2 separate regions of the Homo sapiens genome follow, and region 2 is linked to region 1. The links are chromatin contacts, found by Hi-C or POLR2A ChIA-PET in ENCODE. All regions are on one chromosome and are shown on one strand. Each heading gives the region's core, a stretch centred on a gene start or an enhancer-like site at or near the end of the contact. The rest is flanking DNA. Distances are from core to core; before and after follow the strand shown.

Region 1 (4,316 bases), core at 1,738-4,237:
CTGAAATAGAAAGAGTTCCCCCAACCTCTGCCTTTTTTTAAAGAAACTGATCACTAGCTGAGTGTGATAGCACATGCCTGTAGTCCAAGCTACTCAGGAGACCAAGGTGGGAGGATTGCTTGAGGCCAAGAGTTTGAGGCCAGCCTGGGCAACAGAGCAAGACCCCATTAAAACATTAAAAAAACAAAAAAAACCCAACAAACTAGTTAATCACTGTTTCTTTGCCAAGAATATGAAAACATGGTTTATTCCTCTTTCAGCCTAACATATAGTTTCAAAGATCTCTGTTGGTAGGGGTTGGGTGGTGAGAAAGCTTTGAGAAAAAAGAAGACATTTTACTGTTTTCTTGAGTAACTCTTCCTGCATTAGCTAACTTTAAGCAAACTTATAGCTTGCTGCACCATACAACTTTAAAAATATCTCCTGTTACAGATTTGGCAAGGACATGGCAGGTTTGGTTTCCTTCCCTCCTTCCCTCCCTCCCTCCCTCCTTCCCTCTTTCCCTTCTTCCCTCCCTCCCTCCCTCCTTCCCTCTTTCCCTTCTTCCCTCCTTCCCTTCTTCTCTCCCTCCCTCCTTTCCTTTTTCTTTCTCTTTTCTTTTCTTTTCTTTCTTTCTTTCTCTCTCTCTCTTTCTTTCTTTCTTTTTCTTTCTCTCTCTCTCCCTCTTTCTTTAAGTGGCTATATTTTTTTCTCTAGCTTATATAACTTTTACGTAAGTAGTTCATATCAGTCACAAGGCCAGGCTGCTAGAAGTTTAAGATGTTTTCAAGAAAAGTGGAGAAAACATTGGCATCTATAAGAAAAAAAAATTTTAACACCCCCACATTTTTGGGAACTTGACATACAATTCCAACTGTTTGTTCCTAAACTATGCCAATGAAATTTTTTTATTCATTATTTTACATTGCAGACAGACAGATAACAGAACCAGAGTTCTCTAGCTCTTTTGTCTAAGAGGTAGTGACATGGCATTGGATTCAAGCAAATCTGAGTTTAAATTCCTGCTTCACCACTTACTAGCTATGCCAGAGACTAACTGTTTTAGTGTTCATTGTGACCTTATGTTTACTAATTAGTAGAATCTCCTAAGTTTCAGCTGGGCACAGCACTACTCAGCCATAAGCTACATTTCCCAGCCTCGCTTGCAGCTAGATGGGGCCATGCAGCTAAGTTCAGGTTAGCAGGATGTAATTTGAAAGGATTTCCACAATTTGGGGGCATCTACTTTGAGACAAAGCTACTTGCCTTGAATATTGTCTTTCCCCCTTCCCATAGGCTGAAACATGACTATGATGGTGACCTAGCTTTGGCCATGCAGGAGATGACAGTGGCAAGAGAAGGAAAATCTGGGTTTCAGATCGACATCATGGAGCAGAGCTGCGCCAACAACCTGAAATGCATGCTCACAGTGGCCTGTTAAGAGGGACAGAAATATAAACATTAATGAATGAAACCACTATATTTCGCAGTCTCTTTATTACAGCAGTTCAGACTATAACCTTGAAAATATCCTTGCTATGTGCCCTTTGTGTTTAACCCCTCAGAATCTCAGTTTCCTCTTCTGTAAACTGGGGATAATTTCTACCACACATCCACGATGTTGAAGACTAAATGAGAAAACCAGAACCTCACACGAGAGGTGCCCAATGAATACAGCTGATCCACCAACAAGATTCTCCAGTAAATCTCCAATGTCTAGCACAGTGCCCAGCACATAGTATGCCCTCAATAAATATTTATTGAAAGAACAACTACTCAGCCACAGGCCAATCAGAGTGGAAGTTGTAAGTGCCCAGAAATCCTGAGTGATAACACTCCTATTGTGAGGATTAATTGATGCCACATATGTGAAAGTCCTTAGCAAATGCATGACTCATACGTAGTAAGGCACTCAAATAAAAGTTTTCATCAGACTGTAAGCTTCTTGAGGATGAGTTCTGTGTCTTGTTCACCACTATGTCCCAAGTGAACAGCCCACAGTAAGAGTAAGTAAATATTTGTTGCATGAGGAGAACATTGATATACAATGGGTGAGCTATTTTTATCCCCATCAGGTATCTTCTTCCCACACAAAAGAAGGAAATTGACATACAAAAGTTAAGCAATTTGCCCAAGTTGACACAGCTTCTAAGTAGCATAGTAAAGACTTAAGCTAAGTTTACCCTTACTAGGTTCATATTTGGAGATCTTCTAATTTTCAACCTAGGTAGATACTCTTTTTTCTTTTTCTTTTCTTTTTTTTTTTTGAGACATAGTTTCACTCTTGATCTTGTCACCCAGACTGGAGTGCAATGGCGTGATCTTGGCTCACTGCAACCTCCACTTCCCGGGTTCAAGCAATTCTTCTGCCTCAGCCTCCTGAGTAACTGGGATTACAGGCGCCCGCCACCATGCCCAGCTAGTTTTTGTATTTTTAGTAGAGACGGGGTTTCACCATGTTGGTCAGGCTGGTCTCAAACTCCTGACCTCAGGTGATCTACCCACCTTGGCCTCCCAAAGTGCTGGGATTACAGGTGTGAGCCACCGTGCCCGGCCGATACTCTTTTTCTAGAGCAGACTTTAAGACAAGTATGAGGAGAGAATTGAAAAGAGGAAGCTGAGTTGGAATGTTTTCTCTCATTTTACAGATTTGCTTAGCACATAATATGAGGGTATACTCAGTGCTTAGCAAATCTGTAAAATACATAACCCTACAGCAGGGAACATTCTTCCCATTCCTTGCTTCTTAGAGGGCCTACACTGTTTAAAAGCATCTCCTCTCATTTTTTCCTCCTATTTATGTATAACTAGACCTTTTGGATCCCTATGGAAAAACAATTCAACAACTTTTTTTAAAGACTCATTGTTAAGTGACCAGATTAACAAATATTCACCCTTTAGCCTTGGGTAGTATTTATATCACAGAAGAGATAAAAGGAGAAGCCACCAGCATGGCTATCATGTTCTTACTCTAGCTGATTTGAAATGCCCTTTACACTTTCATCTTAACTACCAAAACAATAGATGAGTCACTGATCCTCAGCAAGATAAGTCACTGTTCTTCAGCGAGGGGATAAGCAGAACTAGTTCTCCTATCAGGATGAGGAGTTAATTATAAATGGTTTGGTTAGAGTGGGCTTGAGGAAATGCTGATGGGGGCAGGGTTCTTCTCTCTAGTGTATCCTCCCTCCCCGTTATCATTCTATAAACAGTTACTACTTTTAGAGGTGTATTGTTTTTAACAACTGTTTGATAATGAAGATACTGGCTGATTCCGTTTTAAGGTAGATGCTTTTGCAGGGATATTTTTAAATTAAAAAAAAAAAACAAAACAGGTAAGGATGAAAAGTTCCAGGTGAGAACAATGGCCCCTTTATAGCCTTTTTCTCTGTTTAGATTCAGAAATGCTGTCTCTATGGTATCCCTGGACTGCTTGCTGGCCTTTGAAAAATGGAAACCTATAAGTGATCGTCCTTCCATATTGCTTCTCGGGACCCACTGACCCCAATAAAATAAATTGATATTTATTTGTATTATATATTACATGTGTCCATGTGTTTGAGTGTGTGTATTTCCAGGTTTAGAAAGTTTGTACAAGTATTACCTGTAAATACTGTATTTGGTCTGAGACATCTATGAGGACATTTAATTTTTTTTCTGTCTTCATTCTTTCTTTTTAACCACTTTCTTCTCTTACCACTCATTAGTCTTTTTTTCTAACCTGATACACAAAGGTGGATATTGTTTAATGTGGCCATTTAGAAACCATGTCAGTTATCTTCCTGCCCTCTCTTCCGCCCCTGAATATGGGGAAGAAAGAGGCTCTGAAGGTTTGCTATCCTGGGTATAAGTATATGGACTCCCCTTTGTGAGAAGCTGTAGCCATGAAAGACAGAATCTGCCTTCCACCCAAGGTGGTTCCCTGGGGCCATGATTGCCTTTCCACATGGATGCTTTACACCTATGTGGAAAACAAGGCCACCCGACATTTACCCCAATGGTGGTAAAATACATAGGTGAGGAAGACCTCTGCCCCATACAGCCTTCCCTCACCTGAACTTCCTGTGAATTCTGAGGTCTGGACTAGGTCCTGATAGAAAAAAAAGAAAAAGGTCGAGTGTGGTAGCTCACGCCTGTAATCCCCGCACTTTGGGAGGCCGAGGCAGGTGGATCATGAGGTCAAGAGATCGAGATCATCCTGGCCAACATGGTGAAACCCCGTCTCTACTAAAAATACAAAAATTAGCTGGGCGTGGTGGCATGTGCCTGTAGTTGCAGCTACACGGGAGGCTGAGGCAGGAGAATCACTTGAACCCGGGAGGTGGACGTTGCAGTGA
Region 2 (3,780 bases), core at 250-2,749, 68 kb after region 1:
AAGGAATGTTTTCCTCCAGAATAGAGACTGTAAACTACGAGCTGGAAATAAAAGATTGTTAAGTTATAGTCCATGCCCTCAGGTTGCCGACAGTCTGATAGAGAAAGGGATGTGACTGCATGAAAGTAATAAATATTGTAGGATCTCTGATTCAAGTATCTTCAGAAAATGGTGGGACAGGAAGAGGGGAGTAATTTGCCCTTCTTGGGGAAGGGGTGGATTAGGGTGATGGGTTCATAAAGTTTCCATTATTTTCATTTAAGAGGTGATGCTTGAACTGCAGAATAGATGTTTCCTGGGCAGAGAACATGGGGACAAGTGTTACAGGCAGAAGCTTTACATGGAACAAAGGCAGGATGTTGGAGGACAGTCCAGCATTCAGAATGGTGAAGCATTAAGTTTGAGGTGGTGTCCCCATGGTGCTTGGCACATAGTACAAGCTCAAGGATTTTGAACTAAACAGTATGCTTTTTCCTGGTTTCTGTGTATAGGGTTTAGGGGTTTGTGTATCCCTAGAAGTTGTATGTAATATTTTGCATTTATGTGCTTTTGAAAATTTTTCAGGGGAGCGAGTCATTGGATTTCACTAGATTCTCTCAGAGGATTTCATGAACTATAAAAGGTTAAGAACCACGATTTTAACAGTACACCCTAGAAATGGATAAGGTGAGATGTAGAGGATAGAAACTGATGTGAAGACAAATACCTCCAGCTGCAATTGGCAGGGATGCCCCTGGGCATTCACAGGGCAGGTACTCACCTGCTGGAGCCACGGAGGGCCTGGTTGCAGTGGGTACTTCTGATAATGGCTCTGCACACGCTTTTCCACCTCCTTTCAGCAAACAGGCTTATTCCTGCCTCTTTATTTGCTCCAACTAAGCCATTATAGTATGCCTTCTCTGATAGTCAAAGCAACTCTCCAGGGCAGGAAACATGATGGGGTTGAAAGACTGGAGAGAGAATGGAAACACCATATGTTCTATTCTGAAAATAAAGTAAGAGATAAATATGTGAGGAGAACAGGAAAGCATGTACAGCAACCAAAGCAATTCAGTGGCAATGGCATTAAATAGACTGCGTTAAAAGGCTGCAACAGCACTAGCCTCCCACAGGCACTGTAGGTCAGCTCATTCATTCCTCCATGGCGAGTAAAGAGATGTGGGAATTATCCAACTCCTCGAATCCTGCCCAGGCAGATTCAGTGTCCTTCTTTGCCCTCTGTGCAGCTGTAATAACCTTGTATATACTTTTGTTCTAGAACATACTGCACTGTGGCAGAATTGTTGATAATTCTTTTCTTCCATAAGGAAAAAATGGCTGATTTTTGAAAGCCGAGCACTTAGCGCTGGGCTCAGTACATGTTTACTGAAAGAAAAAGGTTGAGTTTTATAGCCCAAAGGTAGTGAAGTCAGTTTGTACAGTTCAGCCTGTACAAAGGTAACCTTAAACAGCTGAAGATTTCCATTATCCTTGCTTTGTCAGCTTCTTTCCTCCTTTGCCCAGTGAGGCACTCAAGTAAGAGCTAATCAAGGAAGGAAGCAGGCAGATCTTTTGCAAAGATAGGGGCTGCTCTTTTGAAGGGAGGGATTTGGTGCAGTGTTGAATCTGATGCAATCTCAGACTCGATCAGCTTGCTAAACAATGTTGGCAATTGCAAGGCAAAGCAAAGGACAAAGGTTATGGGAGCAAATAGGAGGGCACTGTGGGTCACACTTGGATTTGTTTCAGGGGCACTGCACACCCTCATCAGTCAGAATCAAGTAACCTCCCAAAGCATAATAATGTGTTGCATTTTTCAGAGCTCTCTGGGATGCATGAATTAGGTGCTAGTCTTATGCTATCACAAGTCCTGCTCAGAGGGATTCAGAGGCCATCCAGTTAACAGAATGTAGGGAGAGCTTGAAGAGAGGATTGAGAGGAACCACTGATACGTTTAAAGGAATGAAAGATTTTATCATTTGTATTGAGTTTTTAGTTTTATTTTTATTTTTATTTATTTTTTTTTAAGAGACGGGGTTTCTTGCTCTGTCACCCAGGCTGGAGTGCAGTGGCGCCATCTTGGCTCACCACAGCCTCAAACTGTTGGGCTCAAGCAATCCTCTTGCTTCTGCTTCTTGAGTAACGAGGACTGCAAGCATGTGCCACCGCAACCGGCTGTTTTTTTTGTTTGTTTGTTTGTTTTGTTTTGTTTTGTTTTTTTGGTAGAGATATGGGGGTCTTGCTGTGTTGCCCAGGCTGGTCTTGAAATCCTGGCCTTAAGTGATCCCCCAGCCTTGGCCTCCCCAAATGTTACGTTTACAGGCATGAGCCACCATGCCAGGTGTGAATGAAAGGTTTGAAGAGAAACCTAAGGGTGATATCAGGATTCCAGGCATGTGAAGGACACAGAGAATATTTTCCAGTTATTGAGGAACAAAGAATAGGAAAATTGGTTTGCATTTTATGAGGGCTTCTGAGGAGTGAAACTCGAAAAGGATTCAGAACATCTTCCCATTCTCCTATGATGTTAACTGTATTAGTTCTAGGTAGAGGGCCGTTTTTAGTATTTCACTTGCTATCCTGGATTGGACACTTGATCTAAAGAGGGGAAAGGAAGGAAATTAATGATATTGATTGGACAACTGCTGTTAGCACGCTCAGGGTTTCCTCCAGCTCTGATTTGCAAATATCATCTTGTTTACCCAAGAGGGAAGCATTTTTATCCCCATTTATTTGTGGGACAACTGAGGCCAGGAACACTCACAGTTGTATGCATGATAAGTGGCAGTCCTGGCTCTGTTACTTCAGTCCTGAGTTTGTGTAACTCCAAAGGACTTGCTTCTAATTTATTTGTAAATGTATCAAGTTTAGTGTTTATTGAGGCCATTTGGATGTCTCAGTCTCTTTGAGGTGTTGCAGACTGGCTCATCACAGGTTCTGAAAGTCTTTCACCTCTGAGAACAACTGTGCATTTGATCCAGTTGGTCACTTGTGTGTCTAAAACAACCATCAGTTGCTGCTTCTCAGCCTGAGCAAAGCATACTTACGGTGCATCACATCTGAAAGGCATACTTTCTGGCAGAGCAAAAGCTAAATAATACATTTCAATTTTAAAAGGTACCGTTTTCACTTAAATGGCATGTTTTATGGACTATACAGTGAAGGCAAGCACAAATGATATGCAGTATACAAGTATAATACATCAAGGATCATAGCAAGGTAAATGATTTTGATCCACGTTTAACCTGCTGATAAGGAAACCTTTCTATCCATGCTGCTTGATGTCTTTTTCCAATTATACATATTATATGTGAGCCATTGTAGAAATTTTGGGAAATACAGAAAACTGCAAATAAAACAAAAATCACCCCAACACTACCCCTCAAAGATAAACCACCATGAATATTTTAGTATGCTGCTTTCCCGCCTTTTAAAAAAATGCAAATGTAGTTTTATATGGTTTAGACCTATGGTATCCTGCCTTTTCACTTAACTTGCCTCATAAGCACTCTCTGTTTATCTCTTTTATTGGGTTAAAGTATACATAACATAAAATTAACCATTTTAACCATTTTTAAGTGTACAATTCAGTGGCATTAAGTATATTCAGTGTTGTGCAATCACCACCACTATCCATTTCCAGAGCTTTTTTTTTTTTCTTTTTTGAGACGGAGTTTCGCTCTTGTTGCCCAGGCTGGAGTGCAATGGCGCGATCTCTGGCTCACCGCAATCTCCGCCTCCTGGCTTCAAGCAATTCTCTTGCCTCAGCCTCCCGAGCAGCTGGGATTACAGGTGTGTGCC

Evidence for each region. Hi-C counts contacts between places; a loop is a spot of excess contacts on that map. ChIA-PET counts read pairs that join two places held with the same protein, here RNA polymerase II (POLR2A). Pooled maps may share reads with other maps.
Region 2: a map of Caco-2 shows a loop between it and region 1 (6-fold over the local background). The contact joins two enhancer-like sites. A Hi-C loop is called at or near these places in 3 of 168 maps with a recorded cell type or tissue (Caco-2, PC-9 and endothelial cell of umbilical vein), 1 of 37 single-sample maps with no recorded cell type and 4 of 50 pooled maps. POLR2A ChIA-PET finds 5 or more read pairs at or near these places in 4 of 52 experiments (GM12878, H1, HepG2 and 1 more).

The regions. Positions count from the first base shown.
Region 1 is chr12:45,189,549-45,193,864 of GRCh38, forward strand. It overlaps the pseudogene PLEKHA8P1. Among named protein-coding and RNA genes, the nearest start is that of ANO6, 24 kb to the right of the region's middle. Within about 2 kb of position 2,988, at least 3 of the 41 ENCODE cell types and tissues checked have a DNase peak (open chromatin) inside an H3K27ac peak, as active enhancers do; they include PC-9, where a contact is called at or near this core.
Region 2 is chr12:45,258,797-45,262,576 of GRCh38, forward strand. The region is part of intron 1 of ANO6 (anoctamin 6); the gene reads left to right. Among named protein-coding and RNA genes, the nearest start is that of ANO6, 45 kb to the left of the region's middle. Within about 2 kb of position 1,500, at least 4 of the 41 ENCODE cell types and tissues checked have a DNase peak (open chromatin) inside an H3K27ac peak, as active enhancers do; they include PC-9, where a contact is called at or near this core.